Linked DNA regions of Mus musculus: regions 1, 2, 3, 5 and 6 are each linked to region 4. Evidence: chromatin loops called from intact Hi-C (ENCODE). Cell type or tissue: left cerebral cortex. All regions are shown on one strand. Region 1 overlaps Ankrd44 (ankyrin repeat domain 44). Region 2 has its middle 48 kb from the start of Sf3b1. Region 3 overlaps Sf3b1 (splicing factor 3b, subunit 1). Region 4 overlaps Pgap1 (post-GPI attachment to proteins 1). Region 5 overlaps Ankrd44 (ankyrin repeat domain 44). Region 6 has its middle 42 kb from the start of 4930444A19Rik.

Evidence for each region. A loop is a pair of places that touch in the nucleus more often than their neighbours do. Peaks named below come from ENCODE experiments on the same cell type or tissue, not always from the same donor. Only the 100,000 strongest peaks of a DNase experiment are listed, where the experiment ranks them.
Region 1: a loop joins it to region 4, with 2.1 times the contacts of the local background. A loop is called at or near these places in 3 of 42 quality-filtered maps.
Region 2: a loop joins it to region 4, with 2.5 times the contacts of the local background. A loop is called at or near these places in 2 of 42 quality-filtered maps.
Region 3: it touches region 4 in a loop (2.8-fold over the local background); 4 of 42 quality-filtered maps call a loop at or near these places.
Region 5: a loop joins it to region 4, with 2.9 times the contacts of the local background. A loop is called at or near these places in 2 of 42 quality-filtered maps.
Region 6: a loop joins it to region 4, with 2.1 times the contacts of the local background. A loop is called at or near these places in 2 of 42 quality-filtered maps.

The regions. Positions count from the first base shown.
Region 1 is chr1:54,652,893-54,656,892 of GRCm38, forward strand. Ankrd44 (ankyrin repeat domain 44) reads right to left here. Exons shown (of 28, transcript NM_001081433.3): 24 at 2,769-2,914; 25 at 2,188-2,270; 26 at 851-933. Among named protein-coding and RNA genes, the nearest start is that of 4930444A19Rik, 27 kb to the right of the region's middle. In left cerebral cortex, no CTCF peak of the experiment used is centred here; no DNase peak of the experiment used is centred here.
Region 2 is chr1:54,977,068-54,981,067 of GRCm38, forward strand. No RefSeq gene overlaps it. Among named protein-coding and RNA genes, the nearest start is that of Sf3b1, 48 kb to the right of the region's middle. In left cerebral cortex, a CTCF peak has its summit at 2,369; a DNase peak (open chromatin) is centred at 2,408.
Region 3 is chr1:54,992,803-54,996,802 of GRCm38, forward strand. Sf3b1 (splicing factor 3b, subunit 1) reads right to left here. Exons shown (of 25, transcript NM_031179.2): 21 at 2,564-2,684; 22 at 1,528-1,659. Among named protein-coding and RNA genes, the nearest start is that of Sf3b1, 33 kb to the right of the region's middle. In left cerebral cortex, no CTCF peak of the experiment used is centred here; no DNase peak of the experiment used is centred here.
Region 4 is chr1:54,553,188-54,557,187 of GRCm38, forward strand. The region is part of intron 1 of Pgap1 (post-GPI attachment to proteins 1); the gene reads right to left. Among named protein-coding and RNA genes, the nearest start is that of Pgap1, 2.5 kb to the right of the region's middle. In left cerebral cortex, a CTCF peak has its summit at 2,398 (motif pointing left); no DNase peak of the experiment used is centred here; H3K4me3 peaks cover 1,564 bases; H3K27ac peaks cover 341 bases.
Region 5 is chr1:54,713,752-54,717,751 of GRCm38, forward strand. All of the region lies in intron 16 of Ankrd44 (ankyrin repeat domain 44), which reads right to left. The region is part of intron 1 of 4930444A19Rik (a long non-coding RNA gene); the gene reads left to right. Among named protein-coding and RNA genes, the nearest start is that of 4930444A19Rik, 34 kb to the left of the region's middle. In left cerebral cortex, no CTCF peak of the experiment used is centred here; DNase peaks (open chromatin) are centred at 211, 1,551, 3,386 and 3,811; H3K27ac peaks cover 1,251 bases.
Region 6 is chr1:54,638,006-54,642,005 of GRCm38, forward strand. No RefSeq gene overlaps it. Among named protein-coding and RNA genes, the nearest start is that of 4930444A19Rik, 42 kb to the right of the region's middle. In left cerebral cortex, no CTCF peak of the experiment used is centred here; a DNase peak (open chromatin) is centred at 2,342.

The DNA of each region.
Region 1 (4,000 bases), 100 kb after region 4:
CAACAAAACACTAATACATAAAACAAACACTTTCCTCAGATGTGTCAGTCCATAAGCCCAGAAGATTTTTCTAAAAGCTCACTAAATTTATCATGAAGCACAGCAACACTGGTAAGGAGAACAAAGATCTTACAAATAATATGAGTCATATCAAAATAAGAGTTCTACCTGAAATCATGCATCTCTTGTCAACATTGCAGGTTCATGAAGGTGAAGCTAGGTTGGCACCTACCACTGCACTCCTTCTCAGATTAGACTAGCATGTGTCAGGCTCTTAATGAGTGTTGGATAAATACTATGACTCTGGCCCCGCCCCAAGTGAGACATCTTTACCAACCCCTCCCCCACAGGCCAAGGCTCAGGGAACACCTCAGGGAAGAAGATAGGGAGGAAAGCTGTGGCATGCTATCTTTGGGACATGACCCAACCACTGCCTTCGAGAACTCACAGTAGCTGTGTTTAACTGCATATGACTTGTACAAGATCAATCCAGGCAAAAATCCCAGCATCAATGAAATGAATAATCACTAGGCTAGGTCCTGCCCCTTACTGAGGGGGATCGCAGTGGGGCAGGGAGAGAGTCATTGCTGGGGATGTAGCCACTAGTAGGTTTCCTATGCTCCAGTGGATGGTCCACATGCATGTACACAAACTGGATGTAAAGGGTTAATTGAAAAAATGGTTAATTGAGTCAGGGATGTGCTAGGGGGATCTGGGGGACGTTGGAGGAGGAAAATGGTGGTGGATATGGCTATATTTCACTGTATATATGTAAGAAGCTCCCAAAGAATAAATACAAGTAAACTCCTGTGACTCTGGGCCCAAGTCAAGCTACAATTGTCACACTCACGTCTGCAGCGCACTGTTCTTCGCATTGATAAGGCTCTCATCTTGTATCTTGTCAAGTATTAACAAGGCACATTTCTCATGGCCCTGATTTAAAAAAGAAGAGCAAGAAACATGAGACAGCGATATAGAAAAAGCTCCTGAATGCTAACTTGATTGTACTTTCAGTTGAGTACCAGCTTCCTCTGCCTGAAAACATTCAAGACTATTTTCTGAGTAATTCCTTTCTAAAAAGTAAACGGACCCAAGATACTCTTAAGCTTCTACACAGGGCCTATTATGACTTGTTTAACATGTGACTGATCTAAAATATTCATACTTAATATGAATATTTCCAAGGTAATTTTTAAAATTAATGTCCAGAGAGTGAAAGCAAATGCAAGCCTAGCTAGGTCAGAGAGTGACGGAGGGCAGAGTCAGCAGCATCCTTTGAATCTTTCAGCACTGCCTTTTAAACATACAACATTTTCCTCCTTCTTCAAGCCTTCAGTTACTACTCCAGTGATCCACTTCTCCTGGAGTTACCATGACACCCGATATCTGTATCACATATCTTCATTTCTGTCTGATGCTCTGAAGAAACCCTGTTTCTGGTATGTGTTGTTTCTTTAACCAAAAAAATTCAGGCATCTCTGGATCATAACATGGCAATCGATGCTTGATAATTAAAATATCAATGATTGGGTCTAGGGTCGTGGTTACTAAGCCTTTGCTAATGAAGGGCATAGACAACCATTGTTAGTATCATCTAGGTGTCAGAGATGTTAGAGATGTTGTCCATCTGGGATGGACAGATGGATGGGTAGATGCATGAGGATGCACGCACGCACGCACACACACACACACACACACACACACACACACACAGAGAGAGAGAGAGAGAGAGAGAGAGAGAGAGAGAGAGAGAGAGAGAGAGAGAATATGCCTCCATGGGCTAAGTAAGGGTCAAGAGAACATGGCCCAGAGGGCTGCCTAATTGGAGCTAAGAGCAGCCCAGATTGAACATAGTATGTAACAATGGGGTTATTGATAGAAAGGTAGATTCTAACAGCATTGTGCTGTCTAAGGAATATTAAAATATAAAGGCTGTGTGTGTCTTTAATTCAAGAACATAAATGGTGTAAGGTGAAAAGAAACCCTGCAACAGGGATTTTTTTCAATATTTTTTTATTGCATTGACCCTTTCTTCTCTCCCTTCATTTTCATATACAGTTGACAGCATCCTAAGAAATGGCCATCTAAGTAAAATCCATGCTATGTAGGTTCCAGGTGGACAGAGGTCTCAGGTACTATTGTTCTGATTATAACATTAAGTAGCCATGATTTAAACACATTACATACTTTACTGATAGCCAGGTGTAAGGGAGTATTCAAGTCCTTATCCTTCACAGTCAGGTCAGCCTGGGCACTGTTCACCAAAATATCTATAGACAAAGCCAAGAGAAGGTTACTTAGACTGAATGCCAATCACATAGTTCAACGTGGCTACAAAACAACATAAGTGAATACAGATTACAATAATATTTAACATTTGTAATTAAGGAGTAGTTTCCTGCCAGATTTGTTCCATTCAAATGGGCACTGGCTGGGCTAGTGTGCATTCCCTGCAGAGTTTTGCTCTTCCACCAGTCCTCAGCCTCTAGGCTGAACCCAAATACAGTGTCGGGCACCAGTCCTCAGCCTCTAGGCTGAACCCAAATACAGTGTCGGGATTTCCAGACAAGATGATTCTGCTATCATATTTTGTTTTTAAATGTTGGGCAATTTCACTCAAGTGTTAGCTTACTTGGATGTAGTCCTCCAGTGATACAGTTACAAAGAGCTAGAGATGACTGAGTTCATGGGCAACTTCAGTAAACTGGTCCCTTTCAGATGTTCATGCTAGAACAGAGCTGGCTCTTGTCCACAGCCTAAGTACATACCCACAGCTCCTGCCTGCCCGTTCTCAGCGGCCATCATCAGTGCTGTTTTCCCTGAATTATCTACGGCATTCACTTGAGCATCATGTCTCAGAAGCAGCTGCAAGCACTCCGCATGATCTCCAAAGGCTGCCGCGTGGAGGGTTGTCCTGAAGGTTTCAAACACATATGAATTTATTGCCTTTCAACTTTATCTGCAGAAACTACCAAGAAATATGTGTACGGTGTTTTCTAAAGATTTAAAGCTTCTTGGCTGACAGAGATAATGACCAGAGTTCTTAGAAAGAACTACTTAGGGTGGTTACTGAAGTATCACCTATATGAATGGTACCACTTAGGTTTCAAGGGGAGTCTTATGCAATGACCCCATAAGGAAATTACTGTCTTTCTGTCCTTTTAAAAATTTTATTTTATGTATATGAGTATACTGTAGCTTCAGACACACCAGAAGAAGGCATCTTATTCCATTACAGATGGTTGTGAGCCACATGTGGTTGCTGAGAATTGAACTCAGAACCTCTGGACGAGCAGTCAGTGCTCTTAACTGAGCCATCTCTCCAGCCCTCTTTCTGACCTTTTAATCTTGACTTCTGGTGAGTTCCCACTCTTCTAGCAGACAGATACTTTTAACATTAAAGGTTAACTTGTAGCTAATTGGTTGGTTAGCTAAAAGTGTTAAAAGCATGCATCATCTAATGCAGATGGTGGGTTTCTGGGGAGGGCAGATGGGCATTTCTCATCAAGCGGGGAAAAGTGTTAGCCTTGATGAAATAACTCCATTGCTAGGATTCCATCTCCCATACACACTTGCCCATGTAAACAGGTTCACATATGAGTATATACTGTGCCACTTAATAGAAATAGCAGAATATTGAAAGCAATATGAATATTCTTCTAAAGAAGTCAGGTATGCAACATGCTATGTATTCATTCAATGAAATAATGTGCAGCTTTACAAAGCAAGGTAAATCTTTATATTTGGTATGGAAAGATATACATATACACACTAAAAGTAGAACTTGGTAATATAAAGTCCATTTGCATAGAAATGACATATATATGTATTTTTAATGTCTATTTTGTAGGCATGTATGCAATTTGTTTAAGAGAATACAAACAGTGGGAAGAACTGATGTATACTTGCTTTCTATAATTCAGAGGCTTGAGTCTCTAGACCAAGAAGGACAATTTCTAAAAGTCTACACCCTTTATAATACTTGATTTAAAAACATACT
Region 2 (4,000 bases), 420 kb after region 4:
TGGCTCAGCAGTTAAAAAAGCATTGACTGCTCTTCCAGAGATCCTGAGTTCAATTCCCAGCAACCACATGGTGGTTCACAACCATCTGAAATGGGATCCAATGCCCTCTTCTTGTGTGTCTGATGACAGCAACAGTGTACTCACATACATTAAATAAACAAACAAATACATAATTTTTTAAAGAATAAAAAGATTTTCATGCAGATTGTGCAGGGTGCACAAATCAGTTAAGGATGAAATTCTACTCCTTGTTTGAGCAGGTGAAGGATAGCTGTCTTTTTTATGAGTTGATTTTATCAATAACCAATTATAAGAAGTCTTCATTCGTTGTCATGTAAAGGATGGCACAAAGAATCTCTACCTGTCCTGTTTGAGTTTCTCAAACTTTTCTAGTTCTTCAGGAGGACTCCTGATATATATGACTCTGGATGGAGTCCACCAGTCTCTTCTCCTATCCTGTCAACACGAATTCAGAGACTCTCAACATCACGAGTCCTTGGTCCAGTACCCAGAAATCATGAAATGTTTAGTTTGACCTCTCTTCCAGAGGAATTTTAATATAACCACCAAACTCATAACCACACTCATTCTGATAAATAAAACAATTCAAAGTAAATAAAGCAATCTAAGCAAATATTAACTGATGAGACTGTGTTCTGCTTTCTCCTGCCCTGCCCTTCGTGAGATCAAGGCCTGCATTACTTATTTAATATCTCTGTCTACTTAACATATAAACCTGTTTTCAGGCTCTCTCTTATATAATTCTCAAGGCCTAAATTTCTACTGTCTGAGATAGGCTAGGCGACCTACCCCCTGCCTTTGATCTAATTTTGTTGTTGTTTTGAGACAGGGTTTCTTTGTGTAGACCTGGCTGTCCTGGAACTCACTCTGTAGACCAGGCTGGCCTCAAACTCAGAAATCCGCCTGCACTGCCTCCCAAGTGCTGGGATTAAAGGAGTGTGCCACCATTGCCTGGCTTTTTTTTTTTTTAAGATTTATTTATTTATTATATGTAAATACACTGTAGCTATTTTCAGATACACCAGAAGAAGGCATCAGTTCTTGTTACAGATGGTTGTGAGCCACCATGTAGTTGCTGGGATTTGAACTCAGGATCTTCAGAAGAGCAGTCAGTGCTCTTAACCGCTAAGCCACCTCTCCAGCCTGATCTAATTTTTAAAGATCCAATGCCTCAATATTTTTATTTCTCTGTAAGTAACTTCAATTAAATTCCCGCTACTTACTATATAAGCCTATTTCCAGGCTTTATTTTTTGTCATATTAGGCAAAGAAATCCCAAGAATCCCATGAGTAGTCCACGTTCAAAGATAAATTGTCCTGGCAAGATTTTTATAGATCTTTAAGGCATCTGCTCACTCATTCTCCCTAACTTCTCTCTTCTGTGGAGCTTAATGTTTGCTGGATCTACCAACTGGCTCTCTACCTCTCCTCTTAAACTATATCAGTTCTGAACTGCAGGAAGAAACCCTCATGTGCTTCTGGCAAAATCTGTATTCCCTTGTATCCTCAAAAACTATTAAATCAAAATTTAAAAATGCATCCTTTGATTACTTGCTTGTAGGAAATAGGCAGGTTTTGTCTGTCTCTCTCTCTCTCTCACTGCCTTCCTCCTGACTACACAGCATATACATCATACCTGCTGCCAAAATACTCATCCATGTAAAATACAAATAAATATTTTTAATTTTTAAATCAATATACAGCAAAAAGGGGACCTTTATCCTGAAAGAAGCAGAGTGAAATGTTGGGGAAAAAAACAAAAAACATCAGCTCTTGGAGCCAAACAGCTCACGTGTGAATCCGGGCTCCCTCGCCTAAAAGGTGTGTGATGTTGTCTGTTCTTGTTTTGTTTTGTTTTTCGAGACAGGGTTTCTCTGTGTAGCCCTAACTGTCCTGGAACTCACTCTGTAGACTAGGCTGACCTCAAACTCAGAAATCCGCCTGCCTCTGCCTCCCAAGTGCTGGGATTAAAGGCGTGCAACACCACTGCCCGACTTGTTGTGTGGTTCTTGAGGGCTTCAGTCACATTGGCTCTAGGCACAGAATATTACCAGTTACTGTTTGAGTTTGAAGGTTTATAAATTATGGTCAAATGGTGGCAAAAAAAAAAAGCACTCAATTTTAAAATACTTTTGTAATAAATGAGAGAAATGCTTGTTTACATTATTTTAAACAGCCTTTGTCTTTTAAAACATACATCAAGTAATTGTAAATATTCATTTAATAAAAATATACCCTTCCTAGCAGCCTTTATTCATCCATAAGGCTTGTCAGATTTCTAGGACTGTTCTCTTTTCAAATTACTCAAAGTGGGAAGTCTGTTTTCCTGGGCTTTGCTGCCCCCTTTCAGAAACTAAGTATACTACAGAAATCAGAATGTTTTGAACAAAGCTCTTCACAGTGAACTTTCACCCCTTGTGAGTTACCACCAAAGAGTTGTTTGCTTGAAAATATGTCTGCCCACTCTCATGCTTCTAATTTCTTGCACAGTTCTTGGCATCAACAATCTGTCTTGAAATAATTCAGGGGTCAGCTTTCAGATTGAGTCCCTTGGCACAGGTGCCATGGACAGGAGGATAAGCAGGGAGTCCTCCATGCTCTGTTGATATACACAGTCCACCTGAGTGAAGAGAAACCTGAGTGCAGAGTGAGGGGCAGTATGGATCGTGGGTGCTGCCATATCTTAAAAGGCTGGACCACACAGTCAAAGAAGCTTGTTGTCAAAGAACTGGCAGGAGCCAGTCAGGTGAAGAGGACCCATGAACCTTGGCATATGCCAAGGCAGGGCAGCCAGTTCAGGTAACAGCAAGAGAGGAACTGAGTTGGGCATGGTAGTGCACACCTATAATGCCAGTGCTAGAGGACTGAGGCAGAAGGATTTCCAGTTTGAAGTCAGTTGGGGCTACCTGGTAAAACCTCATCTCAAAACAGAGCATGTGTGGTCATACATGAGGTCACTGTTTCAGTCCCTGGGTTGGGTATTTTTAAAATAACTATTCTACAAGACTAAGACCAAAACTCAATTTCAGCACTTAAAATCCTGGCATACTAAATGTATCCATTGGTGATATCAGCTAGGAGTCAAGCCAGTGCCAGCTGACTACATGCCGCTTCCCAACCTCCCAGAGCCCTTTCTCCTCCAGACAGCAGGAATAAATGTCTACTTCCGAAGGCCGCTGTGAAAAGTAAATAAGCAATGGATATTTGTTCATAAATTACAAAGCATTGTCTTAGTCAAGGTATCTATTCCTGAACAAAACATCATGACCAAGAACCAAGTTGGGGAAGAAAGGGTTTATTCAGCTTACACCTCCAAAACACTGTTCATTACTAAAGGAAGTCAGGACTGAAACTCAATCAGGTCAAGAAGCAGGAGCTGATGCAGAGGCCATGGAAGGATTTTTTTTTTTTTTTACTGACTTGCTAAGCTTGCTTTCTTATAGAACCAAAGACTACCAGCCCAGCGATGGTACCACCCACAAGGGGCCCTCCCTGCTTGATCACTAATTGAGAAAATGCCTTGCAGCTGGATCTCATGGAGGCATTTCCCCAACTGAAGCTCCTTTTTTCTGTGATAACTCCAGCCCGTGTCAAGTTGACACACAAAACCAGCCAGTAAAACTGACCCCTTGTCAACTTCACAAACACATCACTATTAGGCCTCAACCCTTACTTTCGTATTCATTCCCAAGATCTAAATAACATTATAAGTCCCACAGTCTTGCATATTAAAAGTCCCATCCCTTTAAAATATCTTTTAAAATCCAAAGTCTTTTTAAAATTAGAAGTCTCTTAACTGTGGGCTCCACTAAATTACTTTCTTCAAGAGGGAAAAATATCAGGGCACAGTCACAACCAAAAGCAGACACCAACCATCCAATTCTGGAATCCAACTCACAATCTGGGCTCCTCCAAGAGCTTAGGTCATGTCTCCAGCCCTGCCCTTTGTAGCACACACATTGTCTTCTAGGCTCCAGCT
Region 3 (4,000 bases), 440 kb after region 4:
TTAAGAATGTTATACATGCACATAAATGTAGTTTGATCAAATCCATCCCTCCTTCTCTCCTTTCTAATGTGTCTCCTCTCTCTCCCTTCCTCCATCATCCTCCCCAACTTTATGTTGTTTTTATTAAATCCACCGAGTTAAGTCTGCTCAGTAGTAAAGAGCACTAGCTGCTTTTCCAGAGGGCCCAGGTTTGACTCCACCATTCACTTGATGGCTCACAACCATCCATACCTTTAGTTCTAGGGCATCCAACACCTTCTTCTGAGCGCCAATGGCAGCAGGTATGCACAGGTGTACACACATGCATATATATGCATGCAAAACATTCAACAAACATAAAATAAATAAATCTTTAAAAAGAAATTAAACCCACTAAGTCCAGATAGTGCTAGTAGTATGTGCGTGGGTGTAGACGTTTACTGAAGTATGTACAGACTTTCAGGGGCCACATCTCTTAAAACTGAATCTCTGGAGAAGTCACCAATTGCCAATAGCTACCCAGATAGAGTGAGACTTCAAGAATCCCTCTCCCACCCATGCAGCTAGTTTGGCTGACTTGATCTCGTCCTTGCAGTCATGACTGATGTGAGTTCATGTGTGCAATTGCAATGTCGTGTCCAAACAGTGTTCTTCTGCTGCAGATGCCTACTACCTCTGACTTTTACAATCTTTACATCCCCTCTTCCAAAATGATCACCAAATCTTGAGAATAAGGGGTATAATGTAATTGCCCACTATTATGTTTAATGGACATGATAAACTGCACCCTAACTTTTTCCTCTTTATACCCATAAATCAGTGCACTTCTCGACCTTATCAGAGGTTGAGAACCTTCACTTATTTTTGTACGTATGAGTGTTGTCTGCATGTGTTCACTGTCTGCACCGGGGATCAGATCCCCTGGCACTGGAGTTTATAGTCATAGGTTGTGTGAGCCAAGTGGAGGCCGAGATCAAACCTGGCTCCTCTGCAACAATGGGCAGGGCTCTTTCCTGCTGAGTCACCTTTCTGGCCGCAGAGAAGCTTCATTTTGTTAAGAGCAATTAAAACCAAGGCCCACAATCTGACAATGTGAGGAGAGTAAAAGACTGTAGAATACTCATTCCTTAATGTTTTAAGCAATATTCCAGCCAGGCATAATGGTACATGTTCTTAATATGTTTTTGATCTCAGCACTGGGAAGGCAGAAATAGGCAGATCTATGAGTTTGAGGCCAGCCTGGTTACATACCAAGTTCCAGGACAGCCAAGAATGCATGGATAGACTCCCATCTCAAAAAACAAACAAAAAAAAGCAATATTCTAAAATAGGACCAACAAAAACTTGAATGTGCCTCTAAAAATACCTATACTTTGCTAGGGAAAATTTTAAAGCCTTCTGAGTTAAACAAAAATATAAGAAAATATTCTTAAGGTCACTGGTTAAATAAAATGCTTTTTCTTCAAATGATTAACTATACTATGCCTCCAAAGATATGTCTACATGAAAGTACTTTCCAACACAATGGGTTTATTATAACCTACTCACCCAATAGCCTTTGCGATATAACCAAATGTATTGACGGTAGCTCTTCGAATAGCTTTTTTGTGAGCTTTTAAGAGCTCTAAAAGCTCAAAGCAAATCCTCATCCATTCTCTTGCAGATACATATTCAGCTCCCCTAAATTAAAAAAAAAAAATGCAATTAAATGAATTAACATTTTGTTAATGCATTTTGATGTTTTGTTTTGCTTTGTTTTTGTAGTGTTGGGGATGAAGCCCAGGGCCCATGAATGCCAAATAAGGGTTCTACTACTCTAATGAGCATTTAGAGAGTGAATGTGCATATTCAATTCTGAAATCGTTATTAATCCATCTTAAATATTAAATGAAAACTATTATCACCCTTTTAAAAAGCCTGACTTGTTAAGTGATGCTGTGCAGCTTTAATCCCTGATTTAAATTCAAAGCCAACCTGGTCTGTACAGTGAATTCCTGGCCATCCAAGGATACCGTCAGACCTTGTCTCAAAAGAAAAGAAAATAACAAAAAGAAAGAAAGCAAGCCTGACTTGGTTTTAAAATTATACTGCGGGGGCTGGTGAGATGTCTCAGTGGTTAAGAGCACCGACTGCTCTTCTGAAGGTCCTGAGTTCAAATCCCAGCAACCACATGGTGGCTCACAACCATCCGTAATGAGATCTGACGCCCTCTTCTGGAGTGTCTGAAGACAGCTACAGTGTACTTACATATAATAAATAAATAAATATTTTAAAAAATTATACTGCTAAGTCAGGCAGTGGTGGCACATTTAATCACAGCACTCAGGAGGGAGGCAGAGGCAGGTGGCTCTCTGTTTAAAGACAGCCTGGTCTACAGAGTGAGTTCCAGGACAGCCAGAGATACAGAAAAACCCCGTGCAGGGTGCCAGGGTGAGGGGGAGAGGAAGACACCCACACAAAACAAAACACTATACCACTATTTCCTATTACCACTCAAAGTGAAATCTTGCTTAATCTAAAAAGAAATACTGCCTATACTTGAACTAAAATACAAACGAGAATTGTTGCTATGTAATCTGTTTACCTGTCAGCAATGCGTCCAACAAGATCAATACAATTCTCTTGTACTTTTTCATGTCTGTTCTTTAAAATGGGGGTGAGTCTAGGCAGGAGATCTTTAATTGGTGGTGTCATCTTATGCATACCTATTTGACAGAAATCAAGGAACTATTAAAACCTGAACTGCAACTTTTCTTTTTTCTTTTTACAGTACAGTAAAAATAAGTTATAAGCTACCAGTGGATAGTGGATAAAGACCCCAGATTCTAATTACAATTTTTTAAAACTATTAACAGCTCCTTGTTACATTTAGAAATCAAAGAAATCAGTGAAGGGATTTTTAAAACAAAAACAAAAAAAAAAAAGAGGGTTATGCAGTAACAAAAAGATTTTATTTGCTTTTGAAATGTTATTAGTACACTGACATTTAAATATGGGGACAGCCTATGTTGTGGCCAAACACAACAATATAAGCCAAAGCTAGGTCAGATCAAATCAGTACGGGTCCCTATAACTGAAAAACAAATCAGACCTCTAGTCTCCATGAAATTACCTATGAAGAGAGAAAAAGAGACAGCTAGCAAGGGCTCTTGATCTAACTAGAATTACTAGAAGCTCTGATTCTCCACTGCTTTTCTCATGTTTGTCAGATTAACCATATGGTTTACAACTCTGGCAAACCAGAGAATCACAAGTGGCTAAAAGACTGTTGGCAAGTCATTATCTGTACATATCTGAGCTAAAAGAGTATTCTGCTAAAGCTCTAAACTGCTCTATACTACTTACTCCTTTCCCCAAAATGGGAAGAACAGTGATTACCAACAGCCAGGTCCTATGAACTCTCAGCCTTTTCTAACCCTTTCACAGTCCTAAAGGAGTTACTTTCAACACTGTTTAAATACAATGAGATTTTGAACCCAGGAATCCTTTTGTTTGCTTCATCATAATTCCTTGAAAAAGAGTGACCATACCTGAGATTGTTGTGTTTTTAACTTATAGATAAAAGACGTGATAGTCTTTTTTTTTAACCAAGTCATCTTCTTTGAACTCATAGTATAAAAAAAATAAATAAATAAATCTCAACCAGTCAAAATACCTTACCATAGAAAGGAAATTTCTAAAACTAAATTACACCTTGAGGGTTGCTCCTTCCTCTTACAGAAGATGCTAGATTATTTTTCAGCTGATACACTAGTTCTATTAGAGCCCTCTCTTCCATTAACTCAAAACATTTTGGGCTGTTACTATTTCTGTACTTTAAATTTCTGTACTAAATTTCTCCTTTTTAACATTTTTAAGTAAAATATAAATAGATAATAGTAAGGGAGATTGGTTACATCTGACAATCCTAAAGTGCTCCAGAAAAGAAGATTAAAAAAAAAAAAAACAAACTCCTAAATACAACTTTACATCTTGCTTTCAAAATACAAAGAAAATTAAAAGGCCAAATTCTCACATGACC
Region 4 (4,000 bases):
AACAACATATTTGACATATTTTATAACATGCTATCTTATGGGCAATTTCATTGTAAAATATTTATATCATTTAAAAATTAACAATATACACATATTCTAAAAATAAACAGGTGGGGGAAAGGTAAGGGAGATGGCGAGTCAAGGAGGGGAGGGGAAAGGAGAAGAGAAGAGGAAACATGAATGGTAAGAAATGCAGGCAAATGACACCTCCAGGCAGAACACAAGATCTAGAACAAGACAATAGGAGAGGCAACTGGTGGGCGCACAGAAGGGATGCTATGCTGAGAAGAAAGGTGCATAATTGAAGAAGCATAGCTGTAGGGCTCCAATACAAATTACTTCATATGGACAATTTAAGCAAACTCTCTCCTAAAAAAGACATTCCGCGACAGTGACCTCTGCATTAACTAGTACTCCCATGAGGCAACTCTGCAGTCCGTACTGCCTTGACTGCAACTCAGAAGAGGCTGCTCTCATTGTCAGTATACACCTTTCCCAAAAGACAAGCGTTCTAACAACCCCCTCATCTGCTAGAGAACACTGACTTAAGAAAGCAAAGGTCTTATTTTGTGATGTCTGTGTGTGTGTGTGTGTGTGTGTGTGTGTGTGTGTTCTTGCGTGCGTGTGTATATATAACATATATCTTTCTCTTGTAAATGAAAACTATGAAAGTTTGCTATCTATGGTTTAACAAAAAGAAAACAAAATTATCAAATAAATGCAGACATTTTAAAGTTCTTAGTAGGAGCTCTCAGCCCTTGACTGAGGCTACTCCCAAGAGTAGGCCTAAGGACTCCTGCTTGGTTAAAACAGGAAAAACCCACCTAGACATAATTTAACCTATCAGACAGGCCTTTCTTCTTGTCATAAATCCTCTGCTACAATCCAGTTCATGCTGCTACCAAACCATCTAGCTAAACACATCCTCATGTATTTCCATACTGTATACATAAATTAAATAGACTTTAGAGAGGGTAGCTTTTAAATTTTGATTCCAAAATCTACCTCACTCTTATAATTTACAAATGCCATGTTTTAAATTTTGTGTTTAATGTATTTAAATTTTTTTCAACTTCATAAGGACAGGAATTGAAAAGAAGGTCTCTTACCATGGTCCAGAGCTGGTCAGTTCCCCATCCAGATGACAACGGATGTTAACCACCTTATATGTGCTGCCAAGTATAATTTGGATGTACACAGGCTGATACATTTATAGATTATTTCCTCCTTATCAATAGTAATATGTTATAAAAGCTGATCAGACAGCATGCCCCAGCATCTTCCCTCCTTCATATGTGCTAGCCAAAGGACTTGCATGCCCGTGCTCAGCTCTCCTGATCCCTCACGTCAGCGGGGTTTTATTATTAATCATTCCATTCGTTTGCATCTCAAATGTTATATTTTTTATTTTTTGTATTTTGCCTGTGGAGCCAGAAGAGAGGGTGTCTGGTTGGAACTGGAGTTAAGAGTGGTTGTAAACCACCAGTTAGGTGCTGGAAACTGAACCCAGGCTCCATGCAAGAGCAGCAAGTGCTCTTTACCTCTGAGCCAGGACAGACTTGCATATTCTTTCTTCTCTGAAGAGCCTTGTACACAGTCTCTTGCTACATTATAATTGATTTTTATATCTTTGTCTCTCTTCTTGTTAAAATATATATACTAAAGGCCTAGGGGCCTTTTATCACTAACATCCTCTCATGCCAAATAGACCTAGTCATTCAGTAAGTGACTGTCTAAATAAACATCAGCATGCTTTATGATAAAGTATGGTTTATATTTGCAGCATCAACATCTCCTTTCAGAGAGCAAGCATTAGGTCACACACATGAACAGACCCAAATGAGCGCATGAGAGAAAACAACTTAGGTGTTTCTGCTCAAATTTTACAATTTATGTGCAGCTGAACAACCGTTTGGCCCTACTGGCATCATAGAGCAAGAAGCTATAAACGATATGGTAGACTGAAGAGCCATCAAATAAAGTTAACTCCACATAAGTGCATCCAAGAAACTACAGGCAAAGGATGAATAGAGATAATAAGCCATTTTAAATTCAAAATTTCATTTTTGCAAAGAGCTTCAAATTCCTGTCACTTTAAAAAAAAAAAGAGGATGTTTATCTTTTTTTGCTGACTAGCTAAGAAAGGCACAAATAAGCAACTTTTTTTTAAATTAGATATTTTCTTTATTTACATTTCAAATGTTATCCCCTGGCTTCCCCTGCGAAAACCCCCTATCCCCTTCCCCCATCCCTGCTCACCAACCCATTCACTCCCTGCTTTTTCCTGGCCCTGGCATTCCCAAATAAGCAACTTTTAAAAAGAGAAAAGAAAAAGGCCTCAAGAAGGATGAGATATCAAGAGGAGGTCATGCCACCTGCTGGACACCAACCTGCAAACAATTAGAAAGCTTCAGAAATGCTAATCTAGAAGGCAAGAGATAAGCTATCTTTAGTACAGCTTTACTCATAAGAAAGCCACTTGGCTCTTAAAAATCTCAATATTTATTCAAAAGGGCTCATTTCTATAGGTAGGCCTTAATTCTGTTTGTAAAATAACATAATTCATTCAAAGTCTGCTAAAAATGTGTACTAAAACTTCCACCACTATGATTATTACTGTGCACACAAATTATTAAGTGTCAAACTCCAAAACAGCAATTTGTACCAAAATAACTACATACCGACAAAAAAAGCCCACTAGCTCTTTTGTCTCAATGACACTAATTTTCTCTTTCTAGTCAATTTCATGAGGCACAAGGCCCATCTGTGAGATCCATATGCTTTGTTCTGAACATGGAGGCAATTTCTACTACTGCAAATATTAAAACAGACCAAATAATTGTGGGAAATCTAAAAATAAATGGAAACTATTGTTCCAAAATGATTTTATTGTAACCACTGAATACAGTACTACACTAAAGCGACCTGCTTCAATATTACCGAGTTTTCAAATTATTAAATCATAGGCAATGAAAGAGAACTAAAATAAACTCTATTTTCAGTTTTTAAAAAAACCCTAAAGTTCTTATTTTTAACTATTAAGATTCTAATGAACATAAGCCAACATCATATCAGTTCATTAGCTTTGGAATTAACACTAACTTGTTAAAAATCTCCAAAAGCATCTGAAATGCAGTGTTCACTTTCCCTCATAACCACTGATGCAAAATCAAGGTAGGAACTCATCTACTAGAAAATATCCATGGGAAAGGATGCTTGCTCCTCAGCAACTTAAACTTCAGTTTTTAAATGTAAATAAGAGAGCATCAAACAGGCTCCCTCTATAAGGACCTGTACACAGACTCAATCCTGATTTTCATTCTTTATCGACAGAAAAAAAAATCTGCTATGATCCTAAAAGTATACTAAGAATGCACCTTATCAAAATGTATTATGCATATTTTATAGGAGTTATTATAATAGATATTCCAAAATTTAGATTCATTTAGAAATCTCAAGAAAAATATCACCAAAGGGAATTTCTCCTGACAGCTGTGTAATTTGTTATCATCTCTTTCTACTGCTGGTCATGAATGAAATTTTAGATTCTACTACGCGGAACAAATGAAGCAATTAATGAAAGCATTCAAATTAGAACAGAGGAGGTGGGGGGGGGCGATGAAAGAGGAGGCAGATCCTGTTAAACCCAGTGAGAAGACAAAATAACACCAGAATGTACATGCAACCGATTATAACAGATATCGTAATCGATTATGCAGGTCACTGACTGTTCAGAGGCATGCGAAAACACAGGTACGCACACTCACACACCCACGGACTCAAAACCTACAGAACAGGTGGATCGGCAAAATTCTCCACCGGAGGAAAACTAGATAGTTTTCAGTTTAATTATTAATCAGGCCAGTCTGTCACTTCACCCAGAGGTAAAACCTCAGAGCCTCTTTTTTAAATCAGCTTTGGCAACTCTGCAAGACGCTGCTTCTTTCCAGAAAAGCGAAATCTGACGCACGCCCATCACTGGGCGCGAAGAGAAATCATC
Region 5 (4,000 bases), 160 kb after region 4:
GCTAAGTAGGCAGCAGACAATGGTCTTATCAGCAGCATGAACCTTTGGCAATGACGCCTGCCTGGGTTAAATGCTCACGTTATTTCTCTTTCAGATACCATAGTAGGTTTCCCTCTGACCTCGCAGCTCCTTTGTCCTAAGTAATTCCCCTGCTTCCTGGTAATTGACTCTCCCTCCTCTGCTCTAGGAGCACTGAGCCACCCTCCCTCCACTACCACTGGTAACTAAGGCATGATTCAGGAGTGCCTTAACTAGCTGTGAACTCAGACGCACATCTGGGCATTGGAAACATATGACACATCCCCTCCATCACTCCTGAAAGAGGAGTAACATGTCACAATGGGCTTTTTTATATGGCCTCCTGGCAAAGCAACGTCTGATTGAGCCCTTTATACTTATCATATGCTAGACCACTGTGCTCACTAAAGTGCATGAACATGTATTAGATATCTAAGCCACCTCGCTGAGTTGTTTGGTTTTTGGTCAAGACAGCCTTTCTCCCTGTCATGGGGATGGTGTGATACATAGCACAGTTAAGTTAAAAAAAAAAAATCTCTCCATGATCTTAAACTTCCTGTCTCTCCCAGTTAGACTTTAGTCATAGTTAAGTGGGCTAAGGCACTAGTGTTTAGCTTTGAAGTGTGGGGGCAACAGCTCGACTGTTCTGGACCCTCCAGGGAAGATAAAGCTGAAGGTGTTTATCATAATAGATTTTGCTAAGTGGTTCTTTCATCAATGGCTAGGTTGATTCATAGTGAAGCCAGAAGAATCTTCTACATCCTGTAATGAGGGTCTGCATCAGACCTCTTGCTAAATTGTCTACCCTAGTGCTCTGAATATATATGTATATGTATACGTATACGTATACGTATATGTATATATAGTTATGTCCTACATCTGACTCATCTTAACAGTGAAAGGCTGCTAGTGTCATCAGAAGGCCTGTGTCCATCTGGACCCCTCCCTGGAGTTCCATCTAAGAGCTGTGCATCTTTCTACTGAGGTCAACAGCCAAGTGGTCACATTTGCATGGCTGAGGGTCACACAGTGCTTCTTATGCAAACCCTGCAAGCTCAAAGTCACAAACTCTAAGAGCAGTTCATAGAACTTCTGGGACAGAAACAAGTTTTTAGAGGTTTGCTGGAGATTTGGGTTCAAATTCACTGATTATCATCAGATGATCTTTCTTTTAGATGTGACTGCTTCCTACCATAAAAGTAACTTTTTTAAAAGGAAGACTAGCTCCTTTAAACCCTACTTTGTTACTATGAATGAAGAAGCTTAATTAGACACTGAAAAACATTCTATACAGACACGTATCTATTCAGAGACAGTTGCTAACAATGCTCAAGTCTGTAATAAAAATGAGTAACATCTAGTTTATATGAATGTAACATGATTTTGTTTTTAGTTGCCCAGAACATAGCTGTCTTTAGAGAATCATGACACTTCTGGAATACACATGCAGGGATTGTCTGCTCCCACTACTTACTCTTATTGTTAAAGTTCAAGTTCACAGGAGATCCCGGGAAAACAGCCAACTTCCAAGTGATTACACTTAGCAAAACGTTGGGCTGAATTTAATTTCAAGTCTATTTTCCACCCCATTTTTCTAAAAGTGGTGTAGGCAATTTATGTAATTACACTAGAAAATGCATTCTTCCACTTTAAAAGTCAAAGTCCTTAGAGGCTTTGTGTTCACAAACAAATGTTTGATATTGTAAAAGAAAACTGGACTGCCAACAGAAACTGAAATTCCACGTAGGGGCATGCTTCCCGCATCTCTGTCTTCTTAGTCAGCTGCATGCAGAGGCCCGAGCCCTCTGCCAGCTCTCTTCCTCCACTCTAGCAAGCATTTGATTCAGACACAAGGTGCTTTATTAGACATGAACTCTGCGCTTTGCTTTGATAGTTTGAGTCCAATTGAATTTGACTGATCGCAGTTCTTTGTACACATTGGTGGGCAGAGTTTTGGAGCAAGCTCAAGACATGCATCTTTGATTAAAAGCAATGAGAACACTGGCTTAAGCAGGTGGATGGGATGGAATCCCGAACCTGGCTCTTCTGTCAAGACTGAGAAATCCATCACTTTCTAGGAGATTTTTGTTGATGGAACCAGCTCAAAATCAGTATAAATACAAAAATAGAGTTAAAACAGTGTGTGTAATTTCTGTTCCATTTTGGCTGCAGCAAAATAAGTTGAAAACAAAAGTATGGTTTATAAATTCTAAGCTTTTAATCATAGACAAGAGCCACAAACCATGAATGCCAAGCAAAATTAAATATATACTAAGTTAAATGTCAAAGTCATTTATACATATGCATAAAATTTATGATACATATTTAATATCTGCATACAATCAGTAATAGCTTGACTAGCTAAGAGGAGGGGCTGGGAGCAAAGGACCCCAACTGTACAAAAGTCAGCTAGTTCCAATGGCCACCTGCCTTCACCTCACTGCAGCTCCCAAAAGACAAAGCTTGGTCTAGAGGAAATTACTCATTTATATTCTGTTCCCTCTACAGGTCAGAGCACAGCCTGGGAGTGTGAACTAAAACATGGCCTTTTGGGGGAGATGGTTAAGAGCCATATGTCCATCTGCTCTTCCAGAGAACCGGGGTTCAATTCCCGGTATCCACATGGCAGCTCACCACTATCTGTAACTCTAGTCCCAGGGTTTCTGACACCCTCACACAGATATACATGCAGGCAAAACACCAATGAACATAAAATAAAGAGAGGGACACAGAGAAGGAGGGGAGAGAGAGGGAGAGGGAGAGGGAGAGGGAGACAGAGACAGAGAATGGTTTCTCAGAAGAAAGTTGGCTCAAAGACTCTAATAAATGACCCAGAGTACATTGAAACAGGACTATTTGTGGAAAAACCAGGCAAAGAACCAGGGCCAACTGGTTAAAAAGATGACCTCTGGTAAGAGGGGTTGTTTGAGATAAGGGGTATTTGGCATGACAGTGGATCAGAGAAATCTGCCCCTTGTGTATATGGTTCATTGGCTTGCTTTCCTAACATCTAGTGCCTAAGGTAATGGGGATTTTAGGGACTGTGATGGAATTGCGTTCCCAAGGAGGGAGGAAAAATTAGAAACGCTCTCCCATACAAAAAAAAAAAAAAAAAAAAGAAAAGCTACTTTGCCTTACTTCTTCATTTAACACTTATCCCAGAGATGACCCTGTTTTCTTTCCCGTTCGTATAGAACCTTCGTCTCCATCCCATCTCCTCCCAAACTGGTTCACTGTTGGATGAGCTAGCAGTAGGATAAGATACCTGCCAAAGTAGTGCTACATGACTGGTATGTGTGTGTGTGTAAGAACACGTGGTGTATGGGGTGGTGCAAGACTGTTCTCTGCTCTGTTTGCTTTTATTCAGTGTTGTGGGGGCTTCTAAAAATGTCCACAGCCTGCTTAGGAACTTTGCTAAGTACAGACTGTGCCCAAGAGGAATTTTAGGATGCACTCCAAAATGGAACACATAAACCTTTCGATCCAACAATAACCATTCAGGAAAATCCTATTTGTGTGATAAATGACTCACGGAGGTTATTTCTTAAAGGCAAGCAAGGGTGATGCTTCTACTAATTTATATTGATAATCTGTCCTGATTCAACTAACATTACAAGTGAAGATCAAGGACTTTTTCCCATACCTACTATAGATTATTCCTAATCTCCATGAATAAGAACCTCTGCAATTACAAAGGCAAGAGTTGATTTCATCAAAGAATCTTTTCTGCCTTTTGGACAGAAAAATCTTTTTGTTGGATAGAAGAAATACTGCCCCTAAAATGGCATTCCTGAGAAATGGAAACAGTGCACGCAACACATCACTTGGACAGAGAGAAGGCGTCACCAGAAAATTATGCTCTGTGTGCTGCAGGACTGAAGGTAACTCATTATAGCTCCATAGAGCAGCACACAGTATTAAGAGTATAACAACAAGCTCTGTGATAAAAGTTCATAAATCTAATTATAGCATATGGTTTTTC
Region 6 (4,000 bases), 85 kb after region 4:
CACAGTTCTGGGGGGGGGTGTGGGTACTGGTTAGTTCATATTATTTTTCCTCCTATAGGGTTGCAGACCTCTTTAGCTCCTTGGGTACTTTCTCTAGCCTCTTCTTTAGGGGCTCTGTGTTCCATCCAATAGATGACTGTGAGCATCCACTTCTGTATTTGCCAGGCACTGGCATAGCCTCATAAGAGACAACTATATCTGGGTCCTGTTGGGAAAATCTTGCTGGCATATGCAATAGTGTCTGGGTTTGGTGGTTGTATATGGTATGGATCCCCAGGTGGAGCAGTCTCTGGATGGTCCTTCCTTCCATCTCAGCTCAGAACTTTGTCTCTGTAACTCCTTCCATGGATATTTTCCCCCCATTCTAAGAAGGAATGAAGTATCCACACTTTGGTCTTCCTTCTTCTTGAGTTTCATGTGTTTTGAGAATTGTATCTTGGGTATTCTAAGTTTCTGGGTTAATATCCACTTATCAATGAGTGCATATCATGAGTGTTCTTTTGTGATTGGGTTACCTCACTCAGGATGATATCCTCCAGATGTATCCATTTGCCTAAGAATTTCATGAATTCATTGTTTTAATTGCTGAGTAGTACTCCATTGTGTAAATGTACCACATTTTCTGTATCCATTCTTCTGTTGAGAAACATCTGGGTTCTTTCTAGCTTCTGGCTATTATAAATAAGGCTGCTATGAATATAGTGGAGCATGTGTCCTTATTACAAGTTGGAACATCTTCTGGGTATGTGCCCAGGAGAGGTATTGCTGGATCTTCCAGTAGTACCATGTCCAATTTTCTGAGGAACTGACAGACTGATTTCCAGAGTGGTTGTATCAGCTTGCAATCCCACCAACAATGGAGGAGTGTTCCTCTTTCTCCACATCCTCACCAGCATCTGCTGTCACCTGAAATTTTGATCTTAGCCATCCTGACTGATGTGAGGTAGAATCTCAGGGTTGTTTTGATTTGCATTTCCCTGATGATTAAGGATGTTGAACATTTTTTTCAGCTGTTTCTCAAAGGTGCTCCTTTTGACTCAGCATTTTAGAGAATTCAGTCTAAGATTAATTGGTCCCTTTGCTTTGGGTGGGCATCACATCATGATGGGTCCACGTGACAGAGTTCATGCTCACACATGGCCAGGATTGGAAAAGAAAAATGAGAATGACTAGGGCCCCCATCATCCCCTTTAAGGGATGAGTACCCACTATGCCCCGCCTCCTCCATGGTCAACAGCCTCCTACTAGTGCCACAGGATGTGGCCAAGCCTTTATGCACATCAGCTTTGGGGAGTCATTCCTGATCCCTCCTATATACTGACCCAGAGGCTAAGTCATATGATAGTGTTCATTTTAAAACAAAAAAAGGCTACAGAAAGGAGTTTGTATTCCACATATAGAAGACCCAAGGGTACAGATGTTTTTAAATCCATTTGACAATGTTTGAGGCCAAATTTGTCACTAGGCAGCCATATCTTCGTGGAGACAATAAGCTCTTGTATCTAAGGTATTCAACACTGTAGGAGCCCAGAGTGTGTTAACTGTTTAGGATTTGTTCCAACTGAAAGGCAGTAAGCAGTTTAATAAGGTGATTTTTTTTCATTTGTGGCACAAAAGTTCTCATCACAAGTGACGTTTAGTGAGATTGTCTCCTGTACTGCATCATTCACCTCATGCTCAGACCGTGAGGCGGTGGCAGGGCTGGTGAGGGTAGGCCACTAATACACACTAGGATAAATGCTTTTATCTCTAGGACCGATTGTTAGCACTTTTCAAAGGCTTTTCGTTTTCAATACCTGAAATACATTGTGAGAAATTAATTGGTTTTCTCAATCTAATTTCTAGTGTCAGCTGTGACATCACAAAGCAAGCTCCCAGATGGCACCAACTGGGCCCTTTATCAGTGGCTTTAGCCTCAATGCCAAAACAAAATGTGCCTGGCAGCCTGATCAAAATTTACATGCAGAGGAGTAGCCTCCTGTGAATGAATTTCAGCAGAGAGTCAATGAATTAATAGGTAATGGTCCTGTGGCAGAATCGTTACAGGTTTTAAGTCATAACACAGTAAGTCAGGATAAATCTCAGACCTGAAATACATGTAAAATAAAACCACAGAATTGGAAGTAAAACAATTTCTGAAGGAAAAAAAAAATCCAAAGGAATTAGAACCCATATTATTTTTTTCAGTTAGAAGTTAATGTCTTTAAAAAAAAAACAAACCATTATTTTAAAGCCCGTTTAGTTTTCAGTTCAAGAGCTTCACTGAGTTCCAGTGCTGTTAGTCCTTTGTTCCCTATGAGGGCCCCTGGGAAGGGTTCCATCTTTCACTATTATCTCTAACGTGCTTGTCAGATCTGCATACTCTTTTGTTCTTCCACAGCTCTCAGCCATCTGTCATGTTTTTTGAGGAGCCTGAAAAACACATTTAGGTTAAAACATATGATCTTTAAAACCTGCTATTGCGTCGTAGACAAGGGCTACTTTTTTCTTTCTTTTTAGCAGAAATATGACCCCTTTCCCTTTAAGAGCTTCAGCTTAATCCTGAAAGCAGTCTCCAGTGTGACAATGTCAGGTTTGAGTGTGTGTACTTGAGTAAAGTACCTGACTAGTACATGCTTCAGTGTAGCCTGACTTTCTCACCGATTTTGCTCAAACTGGGTGTGCTCAAAGAGCCATTTGCCATATTGTGCCTCTTTGGGATTTTAAAAAATATTTTTAATAATTAGAATTCTGTGTCTACATGTATACAGTGTGTATGTGTGTCATATATATATACAGGTTTGTGTTCATTTAGAGGACAGAGATCAACATCAGGTATCTTTTCTTTCTTTCTTTCTTTCTTTCTTTCTTTCTTTCTTTCTTTCTTTCTTTTTTTTTAAATAGGTCTCTACCTTGTTTTCTGAGACAGGGTCTCTTCCTGAGCTCAGAGTGCGGAGCTCACCAATTGATTAGACTGGCTTCCCAGAAAGGTCTGGGGAATCCTCCTGTCTCTATCTACCCACCTCTAGAGCTATAGATGTATACTATCACACCTATCTTTTATGTGGGTGCTAGGGATCCAAACTCAGGTTTCTCAAGCTTGGGTAGCCTGCACCACCTGAGCCATCTTGTCACTTCCCTTGAGTCCTCCAGGATTTGGCTCTCCCCCTCCAGTGCATTTCCTTTAATCACCCTCAACCACACACTCCCATGGCCAATGTCCCAAAGCCAGCTCACCAATTAGTGCTACAACTCAACAACTCTTCCAGCACTTCATCTCCATCCCACTGATTGTACCCTTTTAAAAACTCTGCATCACCTCCTCGTGTTTTAGCTTGCCTACTGACCTGGGTTGGAATATTTATGGCCTTTAGGCATAATGAAGTCTACCTGCCTTCCTCTCCGCCTGCTCAACTGGCAAAGCTCTATCTCTGCTCAAACTCTACGTTCAAATTACCTTGTGCCTGCATCCTGGCATCTGGTTAAAAGGTCTGTAAGGATAGTCGTATATTTAAAGTTCATGCTCTAAGTCTTAAGTGTTCTGAAGCCTACTCCACAGTTATTTCCAAGCCTAAATCTCCCGTCCCATCCAAAATTCCTTCCTGCTCTCATGTAGATCTCTCCTTCACCATCATGCTATATTTCCTATATAAAAATATTCTTCACAGCCTCTACAAACCCTTCCTAGGGACTTTCCCTGTTTTGCTTTCTTCCATCTTTTCTCTCTCCTCAGTCCATGGTTTTTGGATGGCTGACAACACCACTCTATCACATGTGTTCTTTCAATAGTTCCTGATGATTCCATGTTGCCAAACAAGAAATGAACCCCTACCCCATCTACATTGACCTTCAAGTACCTCACAGGTAGAAAACCTGCATTTCTTTGATGATAGTCTTCCCTGCCTGCTGTTTCCATAGTTGGCAACTTCTTGTGGTTAAGAGCACAAATTCAGTGCTTGCCATTCTTAGGAAACCAAACAATAAGAAAGACTGGCATTTATGCCAGGCATGATGATGCCAC